2 separate regions of the Homo sapiens genome follow, and region 1 is linked to region 2. Evidence: read pairs that join two places in POLR2A ChIA-PET (ENCODE). Cell type or tissue: OCI-LY7. All regions are shown on one strand. Links, peaks and the distances in the headings refer to the core of each region. The heading gives the core; the rest is flanking DNA.

Region 1 (13,178 bases), core at 649-8,648, 770 kb before region 2:
CCGCCGAGTCCCGCTCGCCATGGGTAAGTCCCGATCGGGCGCTGCCTGCTGGAAGCCCGACCCCTTCCCAGGGTGTAGACACCGCCCCCACGCTCCCCTAAGAGTGCGCGCCCCCTGGCTCCCCCAGGGCCGCCCCGGCCGGATACCGCCTCTCGGGTGGCCAGCCCGAGACTGCAGGCCTGCGGCGGGGGCTGGGACGGGGCTCGGTCGCGCTTCCTTCCATCTTCCTTTCTGCCCCGGAAAAGTGGCCCCTCACTTGCTGCAGCGCCCACTCGGGCCCAGGCACTCTCCCGGGCGCCCTGATCCGACAGCCCCAGGCAAGTGCAGCTGTTCCTGGTCTGCAGATGAAGAAATGGAGGCTCCGAAAGAAGCAAAGCAGTTCATCGATTCGCTGAGCGCGGTTGTGCCCCAGGCGCTGTTGTGGGCCTGGGGACGCTGTCGCGAACGAAACTGCGAACAAAACAGACGAACCCCCTCCTCTGGACGTGATTCTGCAGAGAGGGGACAGAGAAGGAGATTCTAACACAGCATTGGGGTGGGACGCGTGGGGAATGGCTTTGTTGCCACTCGGGACTAGGGCTCTATTTTTCTCTCTGCATTCAGAAGCCTCGAAGGATCAGTCGTTGATTCTTGAGTGAGCACCTACTACGTGCCAGACATTGATATAGGGGTTAGAGCTTCAGCAATGAACAAAATAGACAATAAACCTCTCTCTCATGGAGGTGGCATTCTGATTGAGCAGCTGGGTAAACACGTTTATGAATAACTTCAGAGAGAGATAAGGTGTTGTGGAACCCATAAAATGGGGTGGCGTGAAGGCCAAGGGCGTGGGTTCCTTGGGTAGGTGGTCAGGGTGGGTTTTCTGGAGTAGGACGTTTTGGAGCTGAGAACTTCCTCAGAAGCGGGTCTTGCTGAGATCTGGAGAAAGAGCTTCCAGGTGGCAGCAACAGTGCAAAGGCCCTCAGGCAGGAATGAGTTTGTGTGGCCCAGGCCAGGATGGCCAGAGCACAGCGGGCAGGGCACTGAGGTCAAAGGGATGGCAGAGAGGTGTGCAGGGCTTTGTAAGCCGTGGTGAGAAGTTCAGATTTTATTGCAAATGCCACGGCAAGCTGGAGAAGGGTTTTAAGCTGGAGCGGGGCCGTGACCTGAATTATCTTTTCTTTTTTTTTTCTTTTTTTTGAGATGATCACTCTGTCGCCAGGCTGGAGTGCAGTGGCGTGATCCCGCTCACTGCAACCTCCAGCTCCCTGGTTCAAGCAATTCTCCTGCCTCAGCCTCCCAAGTAGCTGGGATTACAGGCATACACCACCACGCCCAGCTAATTTTTGTATTTTTAGTAGAGAGTGGGTTTCACCATGTTGGCCAGGATGTCTTGATCTCCTGACCTCGTGATCCGGCTGCCTCGGCTTGGGATTACAGGCGTGAGCCTCCGCGCCCGGCCCTGAATTAACTTCTCAAAGTTTGCTCTGAGTCGTTCTGTGGAGAATCACAGTCGCTAACACTGGCTATGATGTAGGTAAGCATAGAAGGTAGGCATTAATATCCCATTTGTAGATGGGGAAGCCCAGAGAGGTGAGGTGAGTTCCCCAAGGTCACACAGCTATGGAGAGGAGAAGCTGGGAAGGAGCCCCAGCATTCTGACTCCAGTCTGCATTCCTAACCACTGCACCACGTGGCCTGTCATGGTGGATTAATGGTAAAACTGGTGACCAGTTCCGGCTCTGACAGGAGAGTCCATCCTCTTAACCCCCACAGCACAGTGCCCCAGAGCCTGAGAAAAAAATGAGGCCCAGAGAGGTCAAGGTCTTCTTAAGGACACTCAGCTTAGCCCTAGCCCCTTGTTCCTGCACCTCCTATTCCTGCTAAATCAACCCAACAGCCATTTGCTGAGTGCCTTCTATGGGCAGAGCGAGGGCTGGGTGTTAGTGCTGGGGGAGGCATAAGTCATGGCTGCGGGTCTCTGTCCTCCCCAGAATTCTTACACAGCAGGGACCAGGGATTGGGCTCTCTTTATAGCCTCTGGGGGCAGAACTGGGTTCTAGACCCAATTCCTCTCACTTTGTTCCACCATTCCACTTTGACCTGGGAGAGTCTGCCAACTTCTCTGGTCACTATCAAATACCCTTATCACAGGGTAGCCATGAGAATGATGTGAAAAAATGAATTACAGTGCTCGGCTCATCACCTATATCTGGTAAATGGTGAGTGAATGTGAGTTTTTATTTTATATTGCACCCAATATTGGGATTCTGGAGTCAGACTGCCCGAGTTCAAGTTCCTGCTATGTGACTTACAAACTGTGCCACCTTGGGGAAATGTCTTCACCTCTCAGTGTGGTGGTTATTTCTGTAAAATGGGAATGACAATAGTGATTGTCATAGGATTGTCTAGGGATTAAGCCAGCTGGTACAGATACTGCCCCTTAGGAGAGTGGCTGGCTATAGTGGGTACTCCAAGTATCAGCTGTGGCTGCAATTGCTGGGACATTTGGAAGCCGGCCATCTGCAAGAGGATATTCATACAGTTCAATTTCACATCTGGCTTCTCCCTGGAGCTTCAGGGAAAGCCACAGCAGGTCTCTGGTGCAGGAGGGACCCAGTGCTCTGTGACCTCTGGTTGAGACACTACTCTAGTGTCACCAACGGGAGGCCTAGGACTTGCAGCTGGAGATACTTGCATCCCAAACCAGGGTTCTCCCCCCTCCCCCTGCCCCCTGACCCTGTCCCGGGGAAGCTGTGCCCTCCACAGCGAGGGGCTTAGAGGATTAAGGGATTTCCTCCAGTGTGGGACATCTTCACTACAGCCTATGTTAGGCAGGTTATTAATAGAAAGGATGCACACTTGCTAAACTTAGGTCAAGCCGTCTTAATGTGTTCTCCTTAATTTTCTTTCTTTTCTTTTTTTCTCTTTCTTTCTTTCTGTCTTCTTTCTTTCTTTTTTTTTTTTTTTTTTTTTTGACAAAGTCTGGCTCTGTCATCTAGGCTAGAGTGCAGTGGTACAGTCTCGGCTCACTGCAACCTCTGCCTCCCAGGCTCAAGCCATCCTCCCACCTCAGCCTCCCAAGTAGCTGGAATTACAGGTGCACACCACTATTCCTGGCTCATTTTTGTATTTTTTGGTAGAGATGGGGTTTCACCGTGTTACCCAGGCTGATCTTGAACTCATGAACTCAAGTGATCCACTTGCCTTAGCCTCCCAAAGTATTGGGATTATAGGCATGAGCCACCGAGCCCAGCCTAAGACATCTTAATTTGAGGACGAGGCTTTGCTCTGCTTCCTGTCCATGGCCACTTCCAGGCCCTGGACCTTTCAGATGTTCATGAGCCAAGATCCTTTCTTTCTGGATTTCCTACATCCCCACAGTTCATTTGGTTTTTCATTCATTCACTCAATCATTCATTTGTTTAACAAATATTATTGATTGAGTGCTGAGTAACTGTCCTTGGCCTCAGGGAGACAGCTGAGAAGAAACAAACCACTCCTGTTCCCTTGAGGCTGACTTTCAGGTCAGGGAGACCAATAAATATGTAAAATATGTAGTTATTTTGGAAGATGAGAAGTGCCACGCAGAAAAAACAAGTGGAGAAGGGAATACAAAGTGCTAGATGCTACAGGGAGGTTGAATTTTAGGTAGAAGGCCAGGGACAGCCTCACCGAGAAGGGGATGTTTCAGCAAAGATCAGAAGGGAGGAAGGAAGGAACTGTTGGCATGGAGGGACAGGACTTCCCAGGCAGAGAGGCTGGCAGGTACCAAGCTTTGAGTTGGGACGTGCTTGGAGTGAGAGTAGCAGCAAGGAACCAGTGTGACTGGAGCCCAGTGAGAGGGGGCAGATCCTGCAGAGTCTTGAAGGCCACGGTGAGGACGTTGGCTTTTCTTAGACTGAAATAGGAGCCTTGGAGGGCTCCTAGTGGAAGAGTGACGAGGCCTGACTTAGGTTTTCCCAGAATCCTTCTGGCTGCTGTGTAGAATTAGTTTAGGTTCAGAGGTATCTGACACAGCCCTAGAAATGTCATGAGGTGAAATAGCCCTGGTCCTCTACCCAGTCATTTGTTCATTCAGCAGAAACTTCACTGGGTTCCTCTTGGGTGTCAGGGCAGGGCTGGGGCCCCGGAGGCTCAGGACGAGTCAGTCTCTATCCCTGCCCTCCTTAGTTGAATATGGAAGACTCATAAAGGAACTTGCAGTGTGAAGGAAAAAGAGTACAGTGGAGAGTTGAGGAAGATGCATGGGAATTGGTCAGGAACTCCCTCAAACTTTTCCACTGAAAGGCACTAAGCAAACATCACTGTCTGCTGATAGGAAGGGTACTTGGGTACTGAGATTAAAAAAAAAATGACAGGCCAACCTTCAGAAAATCCAGAAATTGGCAATGAGTATTTATGGGTCACTGAAGTCTATGGCTTCAGGTGCAGTTGGATCTAGGGGCTCATACAGTGTTGTCAGGAATCCTTCATTGGGGAAGATGGCCCCCAGTGGCTCCAGGCAAGTAAAACACCAGCTTGGCACCCCTGGTGAGCAAACACACCCGGTCCGACTCTCACTGGCCCAGGTTCACCCACGTGGTATTCACCTCTGCCTAGGGCCCAGGAATTTGCTGATTGATTGGATCTGGATCATGGACACCACCCTGGGGCTGGGCACTGAGGGTGGAGGTGGGGGCAGTCATCTCCACCCAAACCAGGAGACTGTGAGACAAGGAAAAGGGGCGGCTCCCTGCAACGGAAGATGAGGAGCGGATGCCAAATAACAGATGTGTATACCTGGAGGCTCCTTGGGGAGGTGGCACAGGACCTGGGACTGAAGAGGGAGAGTAGAGGAACAAGGGGACCCTTTCCTTGGGGAACAAGGACAGTGCACGTAGGAGGCCCAGCACGTGCAGTGGTGGAGCGGCATGAAAGCATACAGTATGTGCCGGGAACAAACATGTTGGCAAGGTGTGTGGGGCGGGGCTGTGGCGACAGAGTCCGGGAGGAGGCGAAGTGGCTGAGGAGTTAGGCCAGCCCATGAAGGGCCTTGCCTGTCATGCTAAGGTGGTGGGACTGACTCAGGTGATGGGAACCATGGAAAGGGAATGTTCTTCCTCGTCTTCCTAATGGCTCCAACTCCTTTGAGGTCCTCCTTTATATCTACAGTCCCATGCCACAGTATCATTTCACCATGCTTTATCCCTTGGGGTTTTCCTGAGAGCTCTTTCCCCTCCACCTCTGCCTCCTGCACCCCAGTTTCCTCCCACCGCACCTATCTCTGATTGACTCTTCTTGCTGGGAGGTCAGTGCAGCGGAGCTCTTAAGGACATGGGTTTGGGAGGCAGGCAGGTCAGCATTTCCATCCTGATCCTGTTGCTTCCTAGCTGTGAGAACACTCTGAGCCTTAACCTCCACATCTGTAAGATGGAATAATTGTAGCAGTCTCACCTAGGGTTGTTATGAGGATGAATTGAGGGAAGGAACATAAAGTCTTCACACAGAGGAGGTCTCCATACATGATAGCTGTTATTATTACTGTTTTATTTCACGTTTGTTTGTTTGTTTGTTTGTTTCTATTGTCCATTGGCCTTATTGTCCATTTCAACTGAACCTGCACTGATGTGTTTTCCAGTGGAACCTGTGGGTGGAAGCTGTGAGCCCTTTGGCTGGGTTCCCTTTCGCTGCAAGAGGAACCCAGGAAATGGCAAACAAATCCTGGGCTTTCACCTCGATTGCTTCACATGGCCTGGAAGGACCTTGCTTTCTGGGAAAAAGCCTCAGGAATGAGGGAGGAGGGGCAAAGGGGGGCGAAGACAGAGCAGGATCTGAGCAGCATCTTCCAGGATGTTTACTAGTGGTGAGGAACAGGAAGGACAGGCCAGCCAGGGAGTGGCAAGGGCTCGTTTCCTTGGAAGGTAGGAGTGGCAGGGGAGAGGGATGAGCAGAAGTGGGGGTGGAGAATGATTCCTTCACCCATGGAACTCCTCCTTCTGCACAAAAACTGCCTAACAAAGCTAAGAAGGGACCCAAGCAAGAGAACAGAGTGAAATCACATTTCACCAAGGTTTTATAATGGAGCAGTCAAGAGTAGGGACTGTGGACCCAGACAGCCTGGCTTTCATTCTATCCTCAGCTGCTTACAACTTTTTTTGTTTTTTTATTTTAGAGTCAGGGTCTCAGTCTGTCACCCAAGCTGGAGTGCAGTGTCACGATCATAGCTCACTGTAACCTCAAACTCCTGGGCTCAAGCGATCCTCACACTTCAACCCCTAGAGTAGCTGGGACTACAGGTGCCCACCACCCTGCCTGGCTAATTTTTAAACCTTTTGTATAGAGACAGGATCTTGCTATGTTGCCCAGGTTGCACTTACTACTTTTGACCTTAAGTGAGTTGCTTTACCCCCCTGATGATCACTTTATTCATTCGTAAATAATACAAGAGCCTACCTCATAACGTTGGGGTGAGAACTTTTTTTTTTTTTTTTTGAGACAGGATCTTGCTCTGTTGTCCAGGCTGGAGTGCAGTGGCACGATCTCGGCTCACTGCAACCTCCACCTTCCCGGATTCAAATGATTCTCCCACCTCAGCCTCCCGAGTAGCTGGGATTACAGGTGCATGCCACACACCCGGCTGATTTTTGTATTTTTAGTTGAGATGGGTTCTCATCATGTTGGCCAGGCTGCTCTTGAACTCCTGGCCTCAAGTGATCCGCCCGCCTCAGCCTCCCAAAGTGTTGGGATTACAGGCGTGAGCCACCACACCTGGCCATAAATGTGTTTTTAAACTCAAAGCAATGTCTAGTCCAGAGAAACTCTCCATACATCTGGCTATAATATTGCAGATGTCCTTGTCAGGTCCAGGGTGGGGGTGCATGACATAGATACTGCTGGATTATTCTAGATGCTTCCAGAAATATATAAATTTAAGTGTGTGAATTAAAAATTAAGAGTAATCTGTGCAACTGTGCTGCCAATAGGGTAGCCAGCATCCATATGTGGTTATTTTTATATGTACACTAATATAAATAAAATAAAATAAAATAAAAAATTCAGGCTGGGCATGGTGGCTCATACCTGTAAGTAATCTCAGCATTTTGGGAGACTGAGGCGGGCGGATCACCAGAGGTCAGGAGTTCGAGACCAGCCTGGCCAACATGGTGAAACCCGGTCTCTACTAAAAATATAAAAATTAGCCAGGCTTAGTGGTACATGCCTGTAGTCCCAGCTACTCGGGAGGCTGAGGCAGGAGAATTGCTAGAACCCAGGAGATGGAGGTTGCAGTGAGCCGGAATTACGCCACTGCGCTCCAGCCTGGGAAACAGAGTAAGACTGTCTAAAAAAAAAGAAAAGAAATTATTTCCTGCATCCCGTTAGCCACATTTCAAGGGCTCATTTTCTACATGTGGTTGGCTAGTGACTATCATATTGCACAGCATGGTTATAGAAATTTCTGTCATTGCAGAAAATGCTGTCAGATAGTGCTGCTCTAAGAAGAAAGGAAAACATAGAAAATGTAACACTCAGATCAGTGCGGGAAAAAATGGAAAAAAAACCCACCCCATAATTGATCCATCAAAAGCAGAAATGGAGGTAAAAAGAAATATCCTGATAGCACAGTAAATAGAAGACAAAAAGATAAATGGCAGAAGCAATTTCAATTGTATCAGTCATTGTAATAAATGTGGACCAGTTCACCTTTTTATTTATTTATTTATTTTTGAGATGGAGTCTTGCTCTGTCGCCCAGGCTGGAGTGCAGTGGTGCAATCTCGGTTCACTACAACCTCCGCCTCCTGGGTTTAATTGATTCTCCCACCTCAGCCTCCTTGATAGCTGGGATTACAGGCGCCCACCACCACGCCAGGCTAATTTTTGTATTTTTAGTAGAGATGGGTTTTGCCATGTTGGCCAGGCTGTTCTCGAACTCCTGACCACAGGTGATCCACCTGCTTTGGCCTTCCAAAGTGCTGGGATTATAGGTGCGAGCCACCACACACGGCCAAGTTCACCTTTTAAAAGAAGACAGTCAGATTGCATCTGAAATCATCCAGCTGTATACTGCTTTCACAAGGAACACATGACAAATGGTTACAGATCTAACCTGTTGGGTTAAAGTGCTTTGAAAATGCAGACACTGAGGAGGGAGCGCTCACTGTCTAAATGTAGGTGCCTCTGGGGTGAACAGGTTTCAGAAGGAGGAGACAATGTGAGTTGAGAAAGGCTAAATCTAACTACAGCTGTTGAAAATACCTTGACTGCCATGCATGGTGACTCACGCCTGTAATCCCAACACTTTGGGAGGCCTAGGCAGGAAGATCACTTGAGCCCAGGAGTTCGAGACCAGCCTGGGCAATGTAGTGAGACCCCACCTCTTCAAAAAAATCAAAAAGTTAGCCTGGCATGGTGGTGCATGTCTATAGTCCCAGCTGCTTGGAAAGCTAAGGCAGGAGGATCACTTGAGCCCGGGAGGCAGAGGCAGTGAGCCATATGGTGCCACTGCACTCCAGCCTGAGTGACGGAACGAGACCTCATCTTAGAAAAAAAAAAGAAAGAAAATGCTTTGAGCTTTCTTTTTCCTGTGTCTGTTCTTATGGCGCCTTCATTATTCCCTGTGTTGTTTGGATTTCTGTCTTTTCTCCTTATTTATGCTTACCAAAGCATTATCTGTTTTCTTATCCATGTCAAGGAACCAACTTGAGTTTTAGCGATCAACTATCCTCTTCTTGTCGTTTTTCCATTCCCTTAACATCTGTTTTCATATTCACTAATTCCACTTGCTCTTTGGGTTCATTTTGTTCTAATTTTCCTAGCTTCTTCACACAAAGACTTAATTAATTTACTCTCAGGTTCTTTTGGGGTTCCTGATAAAATATAATTTTCACTTGATTATCTCTTTGACCACATCCCACAGGCCCATTTTTTATGTGGGCCTTTTATTCTCATTTCATTATTTATTACAATTTTTATTCTCAGTTATTTTTATCCTCAATTATTCAAGATTTTTAATCTTTATTTTATTTATTCTCATTCAGTAGGTGGTTATTTCTATTTTGTTTCTTCTTTATGCCAAGTAATTTAGATGTATATTTTATATTTTATTTTATTTTTTAAAGATAGGGCCTTGCTCTGTCACCCAGGCTGGGATGCAGTGGTGTGATCATAGCTCACTGCAGCCTCGACCTCCTGGGCTCAAGCAATCCTTCTGCCTCAGCCTCCTGATTAGCTGGAACTACAGGTATGCACCACCACACCCAGCTAATTTTTAAAGAAAATTTTTCTGTAGAGGTGGTGTCTCACTATGTTGTGCAGGCTGGCCTCAAACTCCTGGCCTCAAGTGATCCTCCTGCTTTGGCCTCCCAAAGCGATGAGATTACAGGCATGAGCTACCACATTCGGCTTTAGCTGTGTATTTTAAGTTTCTCCATGTATATTTGGGCGGAGGGGGGTGTTGTTGTTACTGGTTGTTTTTTTTTTCTCTCTGAATGAAAAAGCCATGGTTGGAAAAAAAAAATGCTTGTCTGCAATGCCAGGAACCAACAGGCTTAGTTTTGCTATTTGGCCTGTTCCCTTTGCACTAGATCTGCAGCAAAGAGTGAAATGGAGTCAGCGTCTTCTTCCTCTTATTCTCTTAGCACCAGCTGTTGAAGGGTTATGTTTTGAAGGTGTATTAGTCTGTTTTCATGCTGCTGATAAAGACATACCTGAGACTGGGTAGTTTATAAAGAAAAAGAGGTTTAATGAACTCACAGTTCCATGTGTCTGGGGAGGCCTCAAAATCATGGTGGAAGGTGAAAGGCACTTTACATGGCGGCAGGCAAGAAAGAATGAAAGCCACGTGAAAGGGATTCCCCTTATAAAACCATCAGATCTTGTGAGACTTATTCACTACCACGAAACAGTATGGGGGAACCACCCCCATGACTCAATTATCTCCCACTGGGTCCCTTCCACAACATGAGGGAATTATGGGAGCTACAATTTAAGATGAGATTTGGGTGGGGACACAGCCAAATCATATCAGAAGTGGAGCAGGAGATGACATCAAATTTGTGTTTTCTTAATCAAGTCTGGCATTGGGCAGGACTGCTACAGGTGGTAACAGCAATCATGGTACTTCTCCTTGAGCATACTTCCTGAGCCTCCTTTCTCTACTGAACTCTTCCAAGAGCCAGTGAGAAAGGATTTATTAGCCCTGTTTTACAGGTGAGGAAACGAGTTCAAAGAGAAGAAGCAGCTTGCCCAGGGTGGCACAGAGCAAGTGGCAGTGCTAAGACTGGTACTCAGGCCTTTTCAGTCCTAGTCCTCATTGCTTTACACTGTGCTAAGCTGTCAACACAGCAGATCATATAACAACTTAGAGGAACAGCATCCATTGTTTCATTTTATCTTCCCACTGGCTCTGAAAGCAAACAAGGTGGGTATTATTGTCCCCATTTTACACATGAGCAAACTGACACTGAGAGATCAGAAGTACCTTGGTTCAAGTGCAGCTGAGAGGGGCACAGAGTGAGATGAGGTATGCACAGATACACAAGAAAGAAGCTTAAGAATGTCTTTAATAACCACAGCTCTCGGATCACTGGATTCATGAGGACTGGAAGGGGAAAAGAAGCAAATGGCAAGAAAACAGATCTACCAAAAACAAAACAAAGCAAGACAAAAAGCCTCTCACATTCTTACATTCAGCCAAGGATTTTGTACCTTCTTCACTAGTTTGTTCATTCATAAAATGGGAATATTGAAACACTAATTTCTTTGGATTTAGGAAGAATTTTTCAGAATTATTATTTTTGAGCTCCTCCTTTACTACCCTTTTCATTTTTCATCTTTAGCCAATGGTCCATTTGGATATAAATTAAACTAATCTAGGACTAAAAACCTCACATTGTAAGATACGGAAGTCAGAATTATTGTGCAGTTTGGTATTTCCTAAGTAATGAAGTAGTTGGGTCATGGCGTGCTTTCCTGATTCCCACAAACTGACCCTTGTGCTCGCTCGTCATGTACTCAGGAATCTTTATTCCATTTTAAAGGAGAAAAATGTTTGAATGGATGCTTTATATATTGGTATTTTTAACACACAGATGTTGTAACATCTTTCATTAATGTGTCAGGAGCCCTTTGGAAGAGACTGATCTAGTAACATTTCCTCATTTTATAGATTTCCTTATTTTATATTCAAGTTATCTATTGCTGTTTAACAAAACACTCCAAGACTTAGCATCTTCTAATAATAATCATCTTATATCTACTAGTTCTCTGGGTTGAATGGGCTCAGCTGGGTGGTTCTTCTGCAGCTGTGGTTGGAATCATCTGGAGGCCCCTGTCTGTTGCCTAAGGGTCTCTCCACACAGTTTTTCCATGTGACAGTGTAGCCAGATTTCTTACAGAGTGGCTTGGGGCTCCCCAAAAAAACATAAAATGTGGAAATTGCTCAAGGTTTAGACCCAGGACTGAACAGTGTCATGGTAGCCATATTCTGGTGGTTAAAACTAGTCACAGAGCTACTCAGATTCAGTGTGAGAGGGAACCACATAAAGGCATAACACCAGGAGGCATGACTCATTGGGAGCCATCTTTAGAGACCAGCTCCCACAGCCCAAAAAGGGCAAGTGACTGGCCTGGTGTCACACTGCAAGTTAGTTACCAAAACAGAAAAGAACCTTGTTTTGCAAATCTCTAAATTATTGTCCTGTCCTCACTACTATATATGTGTAAAAATGACTTGGGGGCCCTACAAATCCCTCAATTAGCAAAAAAAAAAAAAAAAGAGAGAGAGAGACATTGCAGGTTTTTCCATGAGTCTGGAAATTCTGTTGCTCAGTGTACTAATTGGGAGCTTTTAAATTATAATTTACAGAAACCAACTCAATCTGACTAAAAGAACAAAGAGTATTGGTTGGCTCATGTAACGAGAGCCCAGTGGATTGGGTAAGCTTCAGGCACTGCTAGATCCATGGGTTCATGCAATAATATTGGGATCTATTTCTTGTTATCTTTTGGCTCTGCTCTCATCTGTGTTGGTTTCATTTTCATAAAGGCCTTCTGCACAGCATGACCAATGACTATTTTGTTTCTGTAACTTGAAATTCTCAAAAAATGTAGTTCTTTTTTCTTGTCTATGTATAGCAATTCCCTGAGACCCACTTGCTCATCCCTATGTGTGGGTGGAGAGTACATGTGACTGGTAACCCCATCAGTGGGGAAGGGGCTCTTCCTCAAAGGAAAAGATTCCAGGCAGACAGAAGAAGTAACAAATGTTTACTACACCCAGAGGCTTGTATTCCTTGAAGATTTGTTTCCATGTGGAAGCAGTTGAAAACTGGTACCTATGGGTTGCACTCTGAGATGTGTTTTGTCTGACTCAAAGAATATTTTTATATATTCTTGGAACAGCATTTAAAAATCAGAAAATAGTTTATAAAAATCTGGATTTATGGTTTCTCTTTAAAAAAAAAACCAGATCTGGCAGTTCTTGACCTTCCTGTTTTCCAATTTCCTTATCTGTGACATGGAGATATTAGTAATACCTAACTCGTGAGGTTACTGTTCCATGGTGAGCAGGTCTATGCAAACCTACCTCTGAAGGCTGAGGAGCTGAGAGGCCAAAGAAAGAGGCTGACAAATCCAGTCTTGCAGAAAGAAATTTCACAGGGACATAAAAACAGGAGCCATATCTCAGGTAGCCACAAGACCGTGGATTCCCATACCTGACCTCCAGAAAGTATTCTTAATATATCAAGCTTTTAGCATAAAACATGTGCAGCTGATCATGTCTTCAGACTTTCTTGCCAAGACTTGTGACCACTGGAGAGGCTGGATAAGCATCTTTATGAAGGGTTATCTATGCTACAGGCATTTTTAAAGAACTTACTGTAGAACAACTTGGTATGTGGGGCCCAAATATCCATCATCATGGTGGTTTCACTTCAAGATGGCCTCACTCTGGCCATGCAACAGGGTGTTTTCCTACAGTTGTGAGGATTACATGAAATGATGCGTTTAAAGTTTCTCACACTATGCCTGGCACATAGGGATCAGTCATGAAATGGCAGTTACTCTTCTAATAATTTGCCTGAGATTATACAGTCGGTGTGTTAACAATACCTGGAGCTGTGTTGTGACTTTAGATGAGGCATGAACTCTCCAGTTTGGCAATCCCCACCATTCTTTGTTGTCTCACATGCAGCCCGTGTTCCTCATTGATCTTAA
Region 2 (17,112 bases), core at 3,611-11,610:
CTTTTAGAAGTCCTGTCCTGGTTGGGCAGGGTGTCTCATGTCAGTGATCCCAGCACTTTGATAGGCCAAGGCGAGAAGATCCCTTGAGCCTAGGATTTAGAGACCAGCCTGGGTCTCTAAATATAACATAAGGAGATCCCATCTCTACAAAACACTAAAAAAAGTTAGCTAGGTGTGGTGGCATGCACCTGTGTTCTCAGCTACTGAGGAGGCTGAGGTTAGAGGATCACTTGATCCTGGGATGCTCTAGGTTACAGTGAGCTATGATCGCACCACTGCACTCCAGCCCGTGCGATGGAGTGAGACCTTGTTTCAAAAGAAAAAAAAAAAAGGCCCTGTCAAGCAGACAGGCTCCAAGATGGTAGAAAGAGAAAGGCCTTAGGGAATGATTTTTAAATTTACGGCAGCTGAGAGTCTAACTTCTTAGAGGGGGAAAATTGTGAAATACTAAAATGTGAAGGTGAAATCCCTTGCCCAAGGTCATATGTGCCTTTTAGTTGGTGACCCCAGACTCTAATCCTGGTCTCCTTGTCTGTCTGTACCTATGTGTTCTTCTGTCTTCTCTGTTCTTAGAAACAAACTTTTTCCTCCCCCCACCTACAGCATGCCTTCTGTGGTCAGAATTCTGCTTTAAAAAGCCTTTTTCCCTTATTACTTTTGCACACAACTCAGTTCTCTCCAACAAGGCCTGAACTGCCATTGTTTGCTTCAAACTTCCTTGCATCCAATCCTTCCTCTTTTCAAGATAAGGCCTGTTTTTCCCAGGGCTCTGGGGAACCACACCTAGAAGAGGCTGTTCCAGACAAGTCTAGCATTGCTTCCCTTTTTCTGATAAGGTTCCATTGTTGAGAACACTCCCTTTGTTTCTTACCTGTCTCCAAAACATTCTGGAATTTACTTCTATTTTAGTTTGCTGATGTGGCCATTACTGTTAAGTGGTGGTTAATTATCTTTGTATTCTACATTCTTTTTTTTTTTTTTTTTGAGACGAGTCTCACTCTGTTGTCCAGGCTGGAGTGCAGTGGTGCGATCTCGGCTCACTGCAACCTCTGGCTCCTGGGTTCAAGTAATGCTCCTGCCTCAGCCTCCCAAGTAGCTGGGACTACAGACGTGTGCCACCATGCCCAGCTAATGTTTTGTATTTTTAGTAGAGACGGGGTTTCACCATGTTAGCCAGGATGGTCTTGATCTCCTGACCTTGTGATCCACCCGCCTCCCAAAATGCTGGGATTACAGCCGTGACCCGCAGTGCCAGCGAGAATTCGTATTTCTAACCTAACCTAATCTAATCTAATCAAGTGATTCTGGCCCACAGATAACACTTAGAGAATCACTGGGAGCTGGGTGTTGTGATTTGTGTCTGTAATCCCAGCACTTTGGGAGGCCAAGGCAGGAGGATCCCTTGAGGCCAGAAGTTGGAGACCAGCCTGGACAACACAGCAAGACCTCATCTCTACTAAAAATTTAAAAAGTAGCCAGGCATGGTAGCATGCACCTGTAGTCTTAACTACTTGAGAGGCTGAGGCAGGACGATGGCTTGAGCCCAGGAATTTGGCTGCAGTGAGCTATAATCACACCACTGCGCTTCAGCCTGGGCAACAACAGAGGGAGACCCTGTATGTTAAAAGAAAACAAAACAAAAAAATCATTGGCTTAAACTGACATTTATATAATGTCAAACTGATTAGGCTGGGTGCAGTGGCTCACACCTTGAGCTTTGGAAGGCTGAAGCTGGCAGATTGCTTGAGCTCAGGAGTTCAGGACCAGCCTGGGCAACATGGTGAAACCCCATCATAAAAAGAAAGAAAGAAAGAAAGAAAGAAATACAAATTCTCAGCTCTTCTTCCTTCCTTTCCTTCCTTCCCTCCTTTCTTCCTTCCTTCCTCCTTCTTTCCTTTCTTCCTCCTTCCTTTCTTCCTTCCCTCCTTCCTTCTTTCTCTCTTTCCTTCCTTCCCTCCCTCCCCTCCTCTCTCTCTCTTTCTCTTTCTTCCTTCCTTCCTTCCTTCCTTCCTTCCTTCCTTCCTTTCTTTCTTTCTTTTTCTTTCTTTCTTTCTTTCCTTCTTTGCCTTCCTTCCTTCCTTCTTTCCTTCCTTCCTTCCTTCCTTTCTTCTTTTCCTTTCTTTCCTTTATTTCCTTTATTTTTCTATTGACAGGATCTTGCGCTGTCACTCAGGCTGGAGTGCAGTGGTGCAATCTCACTGCAGGTTGCTCACTGCAACCTTCTCCCCCAGGCTCAAGCAATCCTCCCACCTCAGCCTCCCGAGTAGCTGGGACTACAGGTGTGCACCACCATGCTGGCTATTTTTTGGTATTTTTAGTAGAGATGGAGTCTCATTATGTTGCCCAGGCTGGTCTTGAATTTCTGAGCTCAAGCGATCCGCCTGCCTTGTCCTCCAAAAGTGCTAGGATTACAGGTATGAGCCACCATGCCTGGCCAAAACCCCGTCTCTACAAAAAATACAAAAGTAGCCAGGTTTGGTGGTGTGCGCCAGTAGTCCCGGCTACTTAGGAGGCTGAGGTGGGAGGATAGATTGAGCCAGAGAGATCGAGGCTGCAGTGAGCCATTATCCCACCACTGTACTCCAGCCTGGGTGACACAGTGAGACGAGACTGTCTCAAAAAACAAAAACAAACAAACTGATTATATTGAAGTATCATAAAGCAAGTTATAGACATGAAGTCACCCACAAAACCTAAAAATGTCCACTTCCCAGGGGTTCAATTCTCTACTTTCTCTTGCTGTCCACATCTAATCTGTTTTGAAGTTTTTCTTGTCTAGCTTCAACATATACCCTGAACCCCCATCCTTTCTCCTACATCGTCTTAGCCCAAGCTCATATCCCCTCTCGCCTAGAATACCGCAGCCACTTCTCATCTGGTATCCTCTCCCAGTCTTGACCCAACTCCCCACACAGTCACAGGGGTTATCGTTGGAAAATGCAAGTCAGATCATATCACTCTGTTAAAAACACATCCAGTGGCTACTGCAATTAGAATAAACGGCAAACTTCTTTTATGACTGACAAGAACCTGCATGCCCAGACCCTGCCTGTCTGTCTGGCATTCTCGTTGCTTCTTGAGCCTTGTTTATCACGCTCAGGTTTACTGGCGTCTTCCTCTTTCTGCACATATCAAACTCTTGGTACTTGTAATTGTCTGGATTGTACCCCACTCCCAGCCTGAATTCTGTGCTTGACAAAAGGCTACCTTTTCTATCTACTTACCTAAAGAAAGTGAAGAAATGTCTAAGATGTGCTGGTAGGTGAAAAAGTAAGGTGGGAAGTACGTATTGCATACATGTTACCTTTTTATTTATTTATTTATTTGAGATGGAGTCTTACTCTGTTGCCCAGGCTGGAGAGCAGTGGCGTGATCTCAGCTCACCGCAACCTCTGCCTCCTGGGTTCTAGCGATTCTCCTGCCTCAGCTTCCCAAGTAGCTGGGATTACAGGCATGCACTATCATGCCTGGCTAATTTTTCTATTTTTATTTTTCATTTTTATTTCTATTTTTTTGAAACAGAGTCTCTCTCTGTCGCCCAGGCTGGAGTGCAGTGGTGCAATCTTGGCTCACTGCAACCTCTGCCTCCCGGGTTCAAGCGATTCTCATGCCTCAGCCTCCCAAGTAGCTGGGATTACAGGCACGTGCCACCACACCAGCTAATTTTTGTATTTTTAGTAGAGATGGGGTCTCGCCATATTGGCCAGACTGGTCTTGAACTCCTGACTTCAGGTAATCCACCTGCCTCAGCATCCCAAATTGCTGGGTTTACAGGCGTGAGCCACTGCACCTGGCCTAAAAATTTTGTAGAGACAAGGTCTTGCTATGTTGTCCAGGCCAGTCTCAAACTTCTAGCTTCCAATGACTCCCACCTCAGCCTCCCAAATACTGGGATTACAAGCATAAGCCACTGCACCTGGCCTCTATGTTACCATTCAGGAGATATATAGCCCTTTGCTTGTACATGATTCAACTACTTCTGAAAGCATACACAAGAAACAGTTAACTCTTGTTGTCTCTAGGGAAAGATGCTGGGTGTCTAGGGAAGAGTGGAAGAAAGATTTTTACCAGAAATCTTTTGTACCTTTTGGATTTTGAACCACATTATACCTGGTCAAAGTAAATTAACAAATAAATACCATCAAGACTAACTAGTTAAATAAGTAGTTCTGTGGTTATTCTGTGCCTGTCACAAGCTGTTTTTTTTTTTTTTTTTTTTGTAGCACTGATTACAATCTGTAATTATCTTGCTTTTGTGTATGTGTTAACTGATGTTTTGTCCCCGTCCCCGCTGGATTACAAAGTCCTGAGAAGAGAGACTGTTGCTGTTTGTGTCTCACCATTACATGCCTAAGAATTAGCACAGTGCCTGGTAAACGGCAGGATGTCAACAAATATTTCTCTGGGATTTTTTGGTTTTTGTTTTTTCTGAGACAGAGTCTCGCTCTGTCGCTCAACCTGGAGTGCAGTGGCGCAATCTCGGCTCACTGCAACCTCCGTCCCCTGGTTCAAGTGATTCTCCTGCCTCAGCCTCCCCAGTAGCTGGGATTATAGGCACCCGCCACCAAGTCTGGCTAATTTTTGTATACATACATATATATATATATATATATATATATATATATATATATATATGTATTTTTTTTTTTTAAGATAGGATCTTGTTCTGTCTCCCAGGCTGGAGTGCAGTGGTGCTATCATGGCTCACTGCAGCCTGGAACTCCTGGGCTGAAGTGCTCCTCCGGCCTCAGCCTCCCAAGTAGCCAGGACTACAGGCATGTGCCACCATACCCAGCTAATTTTTTTTTTTGAGACCGAGTCTGTTGCTCTGTCTCTCAGGCTGGAGTGCAGTGGCGCGATCTCAGCTCACTGCAACCTCTACCTCTTGGGTTCAAGCGATTCTCGTGCCTCAGCCTCAAGAGTAACTGGGACTACAGGCACGCACCACCATGACCAGCTAATTTTTGTACTTTTAGTAGAGATGGGGTTTCACCATGTTGGCCAGGCTGGTCTCGAACTCCTGACCTCAGGTGATCTGCCTGCCGCAGCCTCCCAAAGTGCTGGGATTACAGGCATGAGCCACTGCACCCGGCCTCCCAGCTAATTTTTGCATTTTTTGTAGAAATGCGGTTTCACCATGTTGCCCAGGCTGGTCTCGAACTTCTGGGCTCAAATGATCCTTCTGCCTTGGCCTCCCAAATTGCTGGGATTATAGGGATGAGCCACTGTGCCTGGACTGTTTTTTTTGTTTTGTTTTTTTTTTTAATATGAAACACTTCATGAATTTGCATGTCATCCTTGCACAGGGGCCATGCTAATCTTTGTGTTATTCCAATTTTAGTATATGTACTGCAGCAGGGAGCATAAATATTTGTTGAATGAATGAATCTTGTCCAGCAGGGACGAAGTGGAAAGGAAGGTGCAATACAATCACTTGTGGATTCAGGATCTGCATACCTGACCGGCAGACCTGCTTGCTGGCTTGGAACCTCCTGAAGTTCATGACTGTCTAATGAATTCTGAATCAGCCATCCTCTGCAATTTCCTTGCTATGTCGGAGTCAGCGAGATTCTATTACCTGCTCTGGGCCTTAGGTTTCATGCCTGCAAAATGGGCCGAGTGAAATAGATCTGTGTTTGCCTAACTGGAGTTGTTCCTGTTCTATCTTTATGATTTTTGCCATATCGTCTATATTATTTAGCATTTTTATATCTGTACCATCTATATTATTTACTTAACATTTTTCTTGCATCGGTTCACTTATTTTTAGCTATATAAATATTATTTCAAAAGGAAACCTTATGTCAATACATAAGCAGAAAACCTATACCTCTTGCCATAAATGGGAGCTAGAAGTAAAAATAAAGACAGTGAAACAACACAATGTGATTACATGCTGGCTAGAGACTGTTGCCTGTACAGGCTTTAGGGTCCAGATCTGCTTGTCCTTTGTCATAAAGGAGATTGGGCTGGGGGTGGTGGCTCATGCCTGTAATCCCAGCACTTTGGGAGGCTGAGGTGGGAGAATATTTTGAGGTCAGGAGTTTGAGATGAGCCTGGGCAACATAGGGAGACCCTTGTCTCTACAAAAAAAAAAAAAAAATTAGCAGGGCATAATGGCACCTGCCTGGGGTCTCAGCTACTTGGGAGGCTGAGGTGGGAAGATCACTTGAACCTAGGAGGTCGAGGCTGCAGTGAGCCACGATTGTGCCACTGCACTCCAGCCTGGGCAAGAGAGTAAGACCCTGACTCAAAAAAATCAAAAACAGAAAAGGAGATTGTACCACACTGAGACTTCCTACTAGAGGTAGAATTAGAAGAGGATTGAAAAAGGGGTGACTGAGGCCGGGCGTGGTGGCTCAAGCCTGTAATCCCAGCACTTTGGGAGGCTGAGATGGGTGGATCACCTGAGGTCAGGAGTTCGAGACCAGCCTGGCCAACATGGTGAAACCCCATCTCTACTAAAAATACAAAAAAATTAGCCAGGGGTGGTGGTGGTGCCTGTAATCCCAGCTACTCGGGAGGCTGAGGCAGGAGTGTCGCTTGAACCCAGGAGGCAGAGGTTGCAGTGAGCCAAGATTGCACCATTGCACTCCAGCCTGGGCAATGGGAGCCAAACTCCATCTCGAAAAAAAAAGAAAGAAGAAAGAAAGAAAGAGAGAGAGAGAGAGAGAGAAAGACAGAAAGAAAAAGAAAGAAAGAAAGAAGAGAAAAGAAAGAAAGGAAAAGGGGTGACTGGCTGGGTGTGGTAGCTCACGGCTCTAATCCCAGCACTTTGGGAGGCTGGGATGGGAGGATCACTTGAGGCCAGGAGTTTGAGACCAGCCTGGGCAACATCGTGAGACCCCCCCATCTCTACTTAAAAAAAAAATGAAAGAGAGATTCCTTTCCACAGTGCTTTTTAATGGTGCCCGAATATTTTACCAAAAATAATCTCATCTACACTAGGGGAAACATTGAGTTTAAATTGCTCATTTCACAAACGTAGAAACTGAGGCCCAGTATGGGGGTTGAAATTTTCCAGGGTAGTCATTTGGGAATTTGTCAAGTCTGGACTGTAAGCTTTCATAATAGGAACTGCATTGGCATGTGCTTGGGACAGGTCTGGTATACAGTGTCATTCAATAAATGAGTCCTGAGCCAGGCATGGTGACACATGCCTATAGTCCCAGCTACTCAAGAGGCTGAGGCTGGAGGGTCCCTTGAACCCAAGAATTTGAGGTTGCAGTGAACTATGATTGCACCACTGCACTCCAGACTAGGCTACAGAGTAAGACCATGTCTCTAGAAAAAAAAAAGTAATAATAAATAAGAAAAAAAGAGAAAGAAATTAGTTTTTTTTTTTTAGAGACGGAGTCTCACTCTGTTGCCCAGGCTGGAGTGCAGTGGTGTGATCTCGGCTCACTGTAACCTCTGCTTCCCGGGTTCAAGCAATTCTCCTGCCTCAGCCTCCTGAGTAGCTGGGACTACAGGCGCATGCTGCCACGCCTGGCTAATTTTTTGTATTTTAGTAGAGACGGGGTTTCACCGTTGTTGCCCAGGCTGGTCTCGAACTCCTGAGCTCAGGCAATCCACCTGCCTCGGCCTCCCAAAGTGCTAGGATTACAGGCGTGAGCCACCGTGCCCGGCCAGAAATTAGTTTTTATTTTATTTATGTATTTATTCATTTATTTTGAGATGGAGTCTCGCTCTGTCCCTTGGCTGGAGTGCCGTGGCGCGATCTCGGCTCACTGCAAGCTCCGCTTCTGGGGTTCACGCCATTCTCCTGCCTCAGCCTCCCGAGTAGCTGGAACTACAGGTGCCTGCTACCATGCCCAGCTAATTTTTTTGTATTTTTAGTGGAGACGGGGGTTTCACCGTGTTAACCAGGATGGTCTTGATCTCCTGACCTCGTGATCTGCCCACCTCGGCCTCCCAAAGTGCTGGGATTACAGGCCTGAGCCAGGTTCTTTATCAAACCTGCTTGTTTTTTGTTTTTTTTTGTTTTTTATGATATTATTCTGTTTGCATATTTTGGTACCTTCTTTTGTGTCTTTAATAATTATTAGCTCATCTTTCGATGGTTTTTGTGCAAACATGCTATTATCTGAAAGTACGCCTTTGCTTGCTGGGTTGACTCCTAGCTCCAGGAGGATGATTTCTATATTGTAATTTTGGATTACATGAGCCCCAAGGCCTGATTTCCTGCCCTTGTATTTGCATTGCATTAGGAGGTCTTTGCTTTCTGAGACCCGTGACACCTCCTCCTCTGGCATAGTATCTATCAGTTCACACTACCGGTTGGGTTTCAGTTCCATTTTTGTTTTTTGACATGGGGGATTTCCCTTTCTTTCCTGTGAACCCTGTGATTCATTTAAAAGAGTACTTGTTATCTTTTACTCAGAATTTCCAGATGTTTTTGCGGGTGGGGTTGAGTGTTTCAGGCTATCTAATCTGCTGTATTGCTGGAAACTGACCACCTTTGCGCTTTTTTTAGTTTCTTTTCTCTACCCCCTAGCTCTGAATATTCAGTTTCTGTTCTTTCATTTCCCACCCTACTCCCTCCTGTCTCATATATCTTTTATACCTTCAGCTTCAAATCCTTTTCTTAACAAGTTGATTTACTCTGGAGTTTCTAATTTAAATGCATCCCAGGTGGCAATCTCACAGGTCAACCTGGTTCCTGTTGGGCCAGATATTCTGGGTCCAGCTATCTCATAAATCACTTGCCCTGCCCATGCATTGGCTGCCCCTGGGGCTGATGCCCATGTCTGACACAATCAGCTGTGGTGTGAGCAGAAGTTGCCAGTCACATGGTACCAAAGAAGGTGACTTCTGCTCTGTCTTTAGAAGGGTCTGTGGGTAAGTGGGGCAGACATCATGACTGACATGTACAGTAACATCCTTAACAGGTTTGCAATGTAGTTGATTGATAATAGCCAGAAGGTTTAAAATATTTTTTTTTTTGAGATGGAGTTTTGCTCTTTTTGCCCAGGCTGGTGTGCAATGGCGCGATCTCGGCTCACTGCAACCTCTGCCTCCCAGGTTCAAGTGATTCTCCTGCCTCAGCCTCCCGAGTAGCTGGGATTACAGGCATGCACCACCACCCTGGCTAATTTTGTATTTTTAGTAGAGACGGGTTTTCTCCATGTTGGTCAGGCTGGTCTTGAACTCCTGACCTCAGGTGATCCGCCCACCTCGGCCTCACAAAGTGCTGGGATTACAGGCGTAAGCCACCACGCCTGGCAAATTTTTATTTTTTTTAAAGCTAGAATCTTAACTTGCCTTATACATTCACCTCTGGCATAGATACTGTTTGCATGCCCCAACATGGCTACTCCTTCCATGTTCCTACTCTGTAAGTACTAAATCATTGATAGAGGGTTTGTCCTCTCAAATAAGCTTACTGTCATCACTTTAAAACACTATTTCTTTTCTTTACTTTTTTTTTTTTTTTTTTGAGACGGAGTTTCACTGTTCTTGTTGCCCAGGCTGGAGTGCAATGGCACGGTCTTGGCTCACTGCAACCTCTGCCTCCTGGGTTCAAGCAATTCTCCTGCCTCAGCCTCCTAAGCAGCTGGAATTACAGGCACCCGCCACCACGCCTGGCTAATTTTTATATTTTTAGTAGATACGGGGTTCCACCATGTTGGCCAGGCTGGTCTCGAACTCTTGACCTCAGGTGATCCGCCCGCCTCGGCCTCCCTAAGTTCTGGGATTACAGGTGTGAGCCACCGCACCTGGTCCCCGAATTCATTTTTTAAAAAAGGAAGTGTTTTATTCCAGGGCTGGAGTCAGCCAACCTTTAAATGCCCCCGAAACTCTATATGATGGGATACCATGTAGCCAGTGAAACATTATGAAGCTGCTTAACATTCAACAGTTAAAAAAGATCTCCCAGATACTTTACTTTTAAAAGAAGTTGTGGATACATTGTAGGTGTATATATCAATGGGGTATACAGGATGTCTTGTTACAGGCATGCAATGTGAAATAAGCACATCATGGAGAATGGGGTCCAGATACTTTAAGTTAAAAAAAAAAAAAGAGATAAAGCAGTGTGTATAATAGGCCTTATTTTGTGTTACAAAAATGTATATATATATAGACCAGATGCGGTGGCTCACGCCTGTAATCCCAACACTTTGGGAGGCCAAGGCAGGCGGATCACTTGAGGTTAGGAGTTCAAGACCAGCCTGGCCAACATGGTGAAACCCCGGCTCTACTGAAAATTAAAAAAATTAGCTGGGCGTGGTGGTGCACGCCTGTAATCCCAGCTACTTGGGAGGTTGAGTCAGGAGAATTGCTTGAACCCGGGAGGTGGAGGTTACAGTGAGCAGAGATCACGCCACTGCACTCCAGCCTGCGTGACAGAGGGAGACTCCATCTCAGAAAAAAAAAAAAAAGAATATATATAAATACGTGTGTGTGTGTGTGTGTGTTTATTTGTAAATGCATCTCTTAAATAATACCTAAGAAATTGGCAATGGTGGCTCCTCTGGAAGAGGAAGTGGGTGGCTGAGGGACTTACATCGCATTTCCTTTGTAGAAGTTAAAAATAAATGAAGAGGCTGGGCGCAGTGGCTGACGCCTGTAATCAAAGTGCAAGCAGCAGTTTGGGAGGCCAAGGCGGAAGGATCACTTGAGGCCAAGAGTTCAAGACCAGCCTGAGCAACATAGTGAGACCTTGTCTCTACAAAAAAATTTTAAAAATTAGCTGGGTGTGGTGGTATGCGCCTGTAGTCTCAGCTACTCAGGAGCCTGAGAAGCAGTGGAATAGTTTGAGCTGCGGTGAGCTATGACTGTACCACTGTACTCCAGCGTGGGTGACAGAGCGAGACCTTGTCTCTAATAAAATAAAAAATAAGGGCAGGGTGCGGTGGCTCACGCCTGTAATCCCAGTACTTTGGGAGGCCGAGGCGGGTGGATCACCTGAGGTCAGGAGTTCAAGACCAGCCTGGGCAACATGGTGAAACCCCGTCTCTACTAAAAATACAAAAATTAGCTGGGTGTGGTGGCATGTGCCTGTAATCCCAGTTACTCGGGAGGCTGAGGCAGGAGAATCGCTTGAGCCCAGGAGGTGGAGGTTGTAGTGAGCCAAGATTGCACCATTGTACTCCAGCCTGGGTGACAGAGCGAGACTCTGTCTCAAAAAAAAAAAAAATAAAATAAAATAAAAGGAAGGAGGAAAAAAGAAAGGAAAGAGGAAGAGAGGAGGAAAGGAAAGAAAATATTGTCTGGGTACAGTGGCTCATGCTTGTAATCCCAGCATTTTGGGAGGCTGAGGCAGGCAGATCACCTGAGGTCAGGAGTTCCATACCAGCCTGGCAAACATGGTGAAACAAAAATTAGCCATGTATGCTGGCACACGCCTTTAATCCCAGCTACTCGGGAGGCTGAGGCATGAGAATCACTTAACCTGGGAGATGGAGGTTACGGTGAGCTGAGATCTCGTAACACTGCACTCCAACCTAGGTGACAGAGCAAGACTCTGTCTCAAAAAAAAAAAAAGAAAAAGAAAAAGAAAATGGGCCCGGAGTGGTGGTTCACTCCTGTAATCCCAGCACTTTGGGAGGCTGAGGCGGGTGGATCACCTGAGATCGGGAGTTCGAGCCCAGCCTGACCAACATGGAGAAACCCTGTCTCTACTAAAAATACAAAATTAGCCAGGCGTGGTGGTGGACGCCTGTAATCCCAGTTACTCGGGAGGCTGAGGCGGGAGAATCGCTTGAACCCGGGAGGCAGAGGTTGTGGTGAGCCGAGATCATGTCATTGCACTCCAGCCTGGACAACAAGAGCAAAACTCCGTCTCAAAAAAAAAAAAAAAAAAAAGAGAAAATGTAAGAATAGCTCCTAAGCCAAGCTGGGAAAATATTTGCTGAAGAATGGCAACACCTCACATTTATCTGTCTCTAGAAAAAGGCAAGGGTTAAGTCAGTTCCTCAAAAAGGCCACCTCAGAAGCCATGGCCTTTCCACTGGCAGTACTTCTCTCTTGACTTTACCCTTAAGAGGAATTGGGATCTCAGATCTATATACCAAGCCTGGCCCATATGTTTGAGGTCATGAAAAAGAATGTGGGGGCCAAAAATTCATCCTCCTAGCTCAGTGTCTTCAAGCCTTTGGCTGAATCGCAGAACAGCAACAAACATATTTCACATTGTGATTCAGTATTGACACTTGTATTTCTTTCTCTTTTTTTGAGATGGAGTTTCACTCTTGTTGCCCAGGCTGGAGTGCAATGGTGCGATCTCAGCTCACTGCAACATCTGCCTCCTGGGTTTAAGCAATTTTCCTGCCTTAGCCTCCAGAGTGGCTGGGATTACAGGTGCACGCCGCCATGCCCGGCTAATTTTTGTAGGTTTTTTTTTTTTTTTTAAGATGGCCGGCTAATTTTTGTATTTTTTTAGTAAAGATGGGGTTTCATCATATTGGTCAGGCTGGTCTCGAACTCCTGGCCTCAGGTGATCCGCCCACCTTGGCCTCCCAAAGTGCTGGGATTACAGGCGTGAGCCACCACGTCTGGCCTATATATATACATATTTGTAACACAAAAAAAGGCCTATTATACATACTGCTTTACCTTTTTTTTTTAACTTAAAAGTGTCTGAACCCCATTCTCTGTGATGTGCTTATTTCACATTGCAAAACTGTAACAAAACATCCTATGTACTCCATTGATATATACACCTACAATGTATCCACAACTTTTTTTAAAAGTGAAGTATCTGGGAGATCTTTTTTAACTGCTGAGTGTTAAACAGCTTCATAATGTTTCATTGACTACATGATATTCCAACATATATAGTTTGGCTGACTCTTGGTATCCCATCATATAAAGGTTGGCTGACTCCAGCCCTGGAGTAAAACACTTCCTTTTTTAAAAAATGAATTTGGGGACCAGGTGTGGTGGCTCATGCCTGTGATCTCAGCACCTAGGGAGGCTGAGGCGGGCAGATCACCTGAGATCAGGAGTTCAAGACCAGCCTAGATAACATGGTGGAACCCCGTCTCTACTAAAAATACAAAAATTAGCCGGACATGGTGGTGGGTGCCTGTAATTCCAGCTGCTTAGGAGGCTGAGGCAGGAGAATTGCTTGAACCTGGGAGACAGAGGTTGCAGTGAGCCAAGACCATGCCATGGCACGCCACCCTGCGCGACAAGAGCAAAACTGTCAAAAAAAAAAAAAAAAAGAAAATGAGTTTTAAAGTGATGGCAGTAAGCTTATTTGAGAGGATAAACCCTCTTCCAGTGATTTAGTACTTACAGAGTAGGAACATGGAAGGAGTAGAGATGTTGGGGCATGCAAACAGTTCTATGCCAGGGGTGAATGTATAAGGTAAGTTAAGATTCTAGCTTTAAAAACATAAAAGTTAAAACCCTGTGGCTATTATCAATCAATTACATGGCAAACCTGTTAAGGATGTTACTGTACAAGATTTTGCATGGACATATGTTTTCAATTCACTTGGGTATATACTTAGGGGTATAATTGATGGGTCATATGGCAATTCTTTGTTTAACACTTTGGAGAACTGCCCACCAATTTTGCGAAATGGAGTACCATTTTACAGTCCCACCAACAGTGTACAAATGGTTCAATTTCTCTACATTGTGGTTAACACTTAAAAAACAAAACAAAACAAAACAAAAAACTGGGGTCAGGCACGGTGGCTCACGCCTGTAATCCCAGCACTTTGGGAGGCTGAGGCAGGCGGATAACCTGAGGTCAGGATTTCAAGACCAGCCTGGCCAACACGGCGAAATCCCATCTCCATTAAAAATACAAAAAATTAGCTGGGCCTGGTGGTGGGCACCTGTAATCCCAGCTACTTGGGAGGCTGAGGCAGGAGAATGGCTCGAACCCGGGAGGCAGAGGTTGCAGTGAGCCGAGATTGTGCCATTGCACTCCAGCCTGGGCAACAAGAGCGAAACTCTGTCTCAAAAACAAACAAACAAACAAACAAAAACCAAAAAAAACCCCAAAACTGGAATGCTTCACAGAATTTGCATGTCATCCTTGTGCAGGGACCACACTAATCTTCTCTGTATTGTTTCAGTTTTAGTGTATGTGCTGCCAACATGAGCATAGTCCTTATTTTTATTTTAGCCCTCTTACAGTGGGTACTTTTAAAGCATTTGATAGCAAATGATTTTTTCTTCCAAGGCAAATATGTTTAATATGTAAGTCTAGAAAGGAAAAGCAAAACAAAAATGAGCTGGGCTTCAAATTCTTCCAGCTGTGGAGTCATTTGCAGGTTGTGGAGCAGGACAAGTCTGTTGCAGCCAGGCCAGGTGCCAATTCCAACAGGCGCATGTGTCATCTCTGGCACAAAAATCACAGGTCACCAAACCCTGATTTGAGTTTAAAGGAAGAGGCATGAATAAGGCAACTCTGGGTTGTAAAGCTCAGGCTGCTCTTTATCTCCAAAAATTTGTCTTAAATATGATTCTTCTCAGGGGTGTTTTTCCCCTCTTTTAAGCAAAACAAGAAGTCAAGTACTTGTTTACCCTAAATTGCATTTTTTGATCTCTCTCTTCTGCTCTCTCTTTCCCCCTCAGTTGTGTGTCCTTCCCAGGGAGAAAAGTGGTTCAGAGTACAGCCTGGGGGTGGAGCTTGGGGCTGTGCCAGCTCATTTTCAGATTAGGTATTTCGTAACAGAGTTTTAGGCATGTGCAGGGTTTAGGCTTCTACCCAAGGAATCTATTTTCACTTGCAGGGAAATTTCACACTGTAATTACTATCATGAAGCAAAATATGGTGTGGGGTGAGGGAGGAGAACATTGTTACTAACCCTTGGATATTAACCCCTACGAAGCAAGTTTGGAACTGCCATACATTATCATTATTAACATTTGAGTGCTCTGTGCTTGACACTGTGTTTAGAGCTTTCACTATGCTGTTCTATTTAATCCTGATAATACCCTATGACATAAGCATTATTGTTGTTGCTATTATTATCATTATCAGTGTTCTCACTTTAGGAAATGGAGGCACAGAAAGTTCAAATAACCAGCCACTATCACACAGCTTTGTAAGTAGCAGAACCAGCTTAGCAGGTTAGGCAGTGAGTGTCAAAGCCCACATTTTCTTTTTTCTCTTTTTGGACTCCAGGGTGGAGTGTAATCACCTTGACTTCCCTGGCTCTAGTGAGCCTCCTGCCTCAGCCTCCCAGTAGCTGGGACTAAAGGTGCATGCCATCATACTTGGCTAATTTATGTATGTTTGTATGTATTTGTTTATTTTTGAGACCGTGAGCCCCACGATCTTGGCTCACTGCAGCCTTAACCTCCTTGGCTCAGGTGATCCTCCCACCTCAGCTTCTTGAGTAGCTGGGAGGCTACAGGCGCATGCCACCACACTTGGCTAATTTTTTTTTTTTTTTGGTATAGGCAGGGTTTTGCCATGTTGCCCAGGCTGGTCTCAAACTCCTGAGATCAAGTCATCTGCCCACCTGGCCCTCCCAAAGTGCTGGGATTACAGGCAGAGCCACTGCGCCTGGCCATAATTTTTCTAATTTTGTAGAGACAGGGGTCTCACCTTGTTGCCCAGGCTGGTCTTGAACTCCTGGAAAGTCCACACTCTTAACCATTAGGGTATCTGGCTATATCTCACACAATGAAAGAGGGAAGAATGTGGGAGATAGCAGTAGGGACAGAAACTGAGGCACGAAAATGACTTGAGCCCAAAAGGTCCAGGCTGCAGTGAGCCGTGAGCATGCCACTGCACTACAGCCTGGGTAGCAGAGTGAAACCCTGTCTCAAAAAAAAAAAAAAAAAAAAAAAATCAGTCGGGCACGGTGTCTCACTTTTGTAATCCCGGCACTTTCAGAGGCTGAGGCGGGCGGATTTTAAGACCAGCCTGGCCAACATGGTGAAACCCCATTTCTACTAAAAACAAAATTTGCCTGGCGTGGTGGTGCACGCCTGTAATCCCAACTACTCAGGAGGCTGAGGCAAGAGAATCGCTTGAACCCAGGAGGCAGAGGTTGCAGTGAGCCGAGATTGTGCCATTACACTCCAGCCTGGGTGACAGAGTGAGATTCCATCTCAAAAAATAAAAACAAAGGCCGGGCAAGGTGGCTCATGTCTGTAATCCCAGCACTTTGGGAGGCCGAGGCGGGTGGATCACAAGGTCAGGAGTTCAAGACCAGCATGGCCAACATAGTGAAACCCTGTCTCTACTAAAAATACAAAAAATTAGCTGGGCCTGGTGGCAGGTGCCTGTAATCCCAACTACTCGGGAGGCTGAGGCAGGAGAATCGCTTAAATCTGGGGGGCAGAGGTTGCAGTGAGCAGAGATCGCGCCACTGCACCCCAGCCTAGATGACAGTGTGAGACTTCACCTGAAAACAAACAAACAAAAAAACCCCAAACAAACCTGTGTACCCTAAACCTAAACGTACTAATTGATCACATTTTGCCATATTTGCTCATCTGTACTCTCTCTCCCTGTGTGTGTGCATTTTTTCTCCCTAAATCATTTGAGAGCAAGTTGCAAGCAGGCTAGTTACCATTGTTACCGGTCTGGAGTTCCTTTCATATAAAACATGTGACCCAAGCTAGATCAATTGAACAGATTACTCTTCGGAATTTGAATCTTGGAATAGGGTAATGAGAGGACAGGATAAAATGAGTGGTCTTTTCTAGATCTACTGCTGGTCTCAGATAAGATGTTCAAGTATGGCCAGGCGCAGTGGCTTACACCTGTAATCCCAGCACTTTGGGAGGCCAAGGCAGGTGGATCACCTGAGGTCAGGAGTTCAAGACCAGCCTGGCCAAAGTGGTAAAATCCTGTCTCTATTAACAAAAATTAGCCAGGTGTGGTGGCACATGCCTGTAATCCCAGCTACTTGGGAGGTGAGGCAGGAGAATTGCTTGAACCTGGGAGGCGGAGGTTGCTGTGAGCCATGATTGTGCAATTGCACTCCAGCCTGGACCACAAGAACAAAACTCCATCTCCAAAAAAAAAAAAAAAGGAAAAAGAAAAAGATGTTCAAGTATCTTCAAGTATCTTCTCTTCCCTTGCTTTCTTTTTCTTTATTTAAATCTTTTTTTCTTTTTTTATTTATTCACTTTTACTTTTCTTCTTTTCTTCCCTTTGTTTCTGACATTTCCGACCTGGCCCTCCAG

The links. Peaks named below come from ENCODE experiments on the same cell type or tissue, not always from the same donor. Only the 100,000 strongest peaks of a DNase experiment are listed, where the experiment ranks them.
Region 1: POLR2A ChIA-PET joins it to region 2 with 17 read pairs; 2 of 35 experiments call an interaction of 5 or more read pairs at or near these places.

What each region holds. Positions count from the first base shown.
Region 1 is chr20:46,709,718-46,722,895 of GRCh38, forward strand. It overlaps SLC2A10 (solute carrier family 2 member 10), which reads left to right. Exons shown (of 5, transcript NM_030777.4): 1 at 1-23. The coding sequence starts at 20. Among named protein-coding and RNA genes, the nearest start is that of SLC2A10, 6.7 kb to the left of the region's middle. In OCI-LY7, for the core only: no CTCF peak of the experiment used is centred there; no DNase peak of the experiment used is centred there.
Region 2 is chr20:47,479,017-47,496,128 of GRCh38, forward strand. It overlaps the pseudogene RNU6-497P and the pseudogene RNU6-563P. Among named protein-coding and RNA genes, the nearest start is that of NCOA3, 14 kb to the right of the region's middle. RefSeq lists enhancers at 640-1,193, 1,194-1,746, 7,539-7,608, 8,209-8,538, 8,569-8,618 and silencers at 8,829-8,878, 8,899-8,958. In OCI-LY7, for the core only: no CTCF peak of the experiment used is centred there; DNase peaks (open chromatin) are centred at 4,415, 8,265, 8,785, 10,515 and 2 weaker places; H3K4me3 peaks cover 2,458 bases; H3K27ac peaks cover 7,734 bases.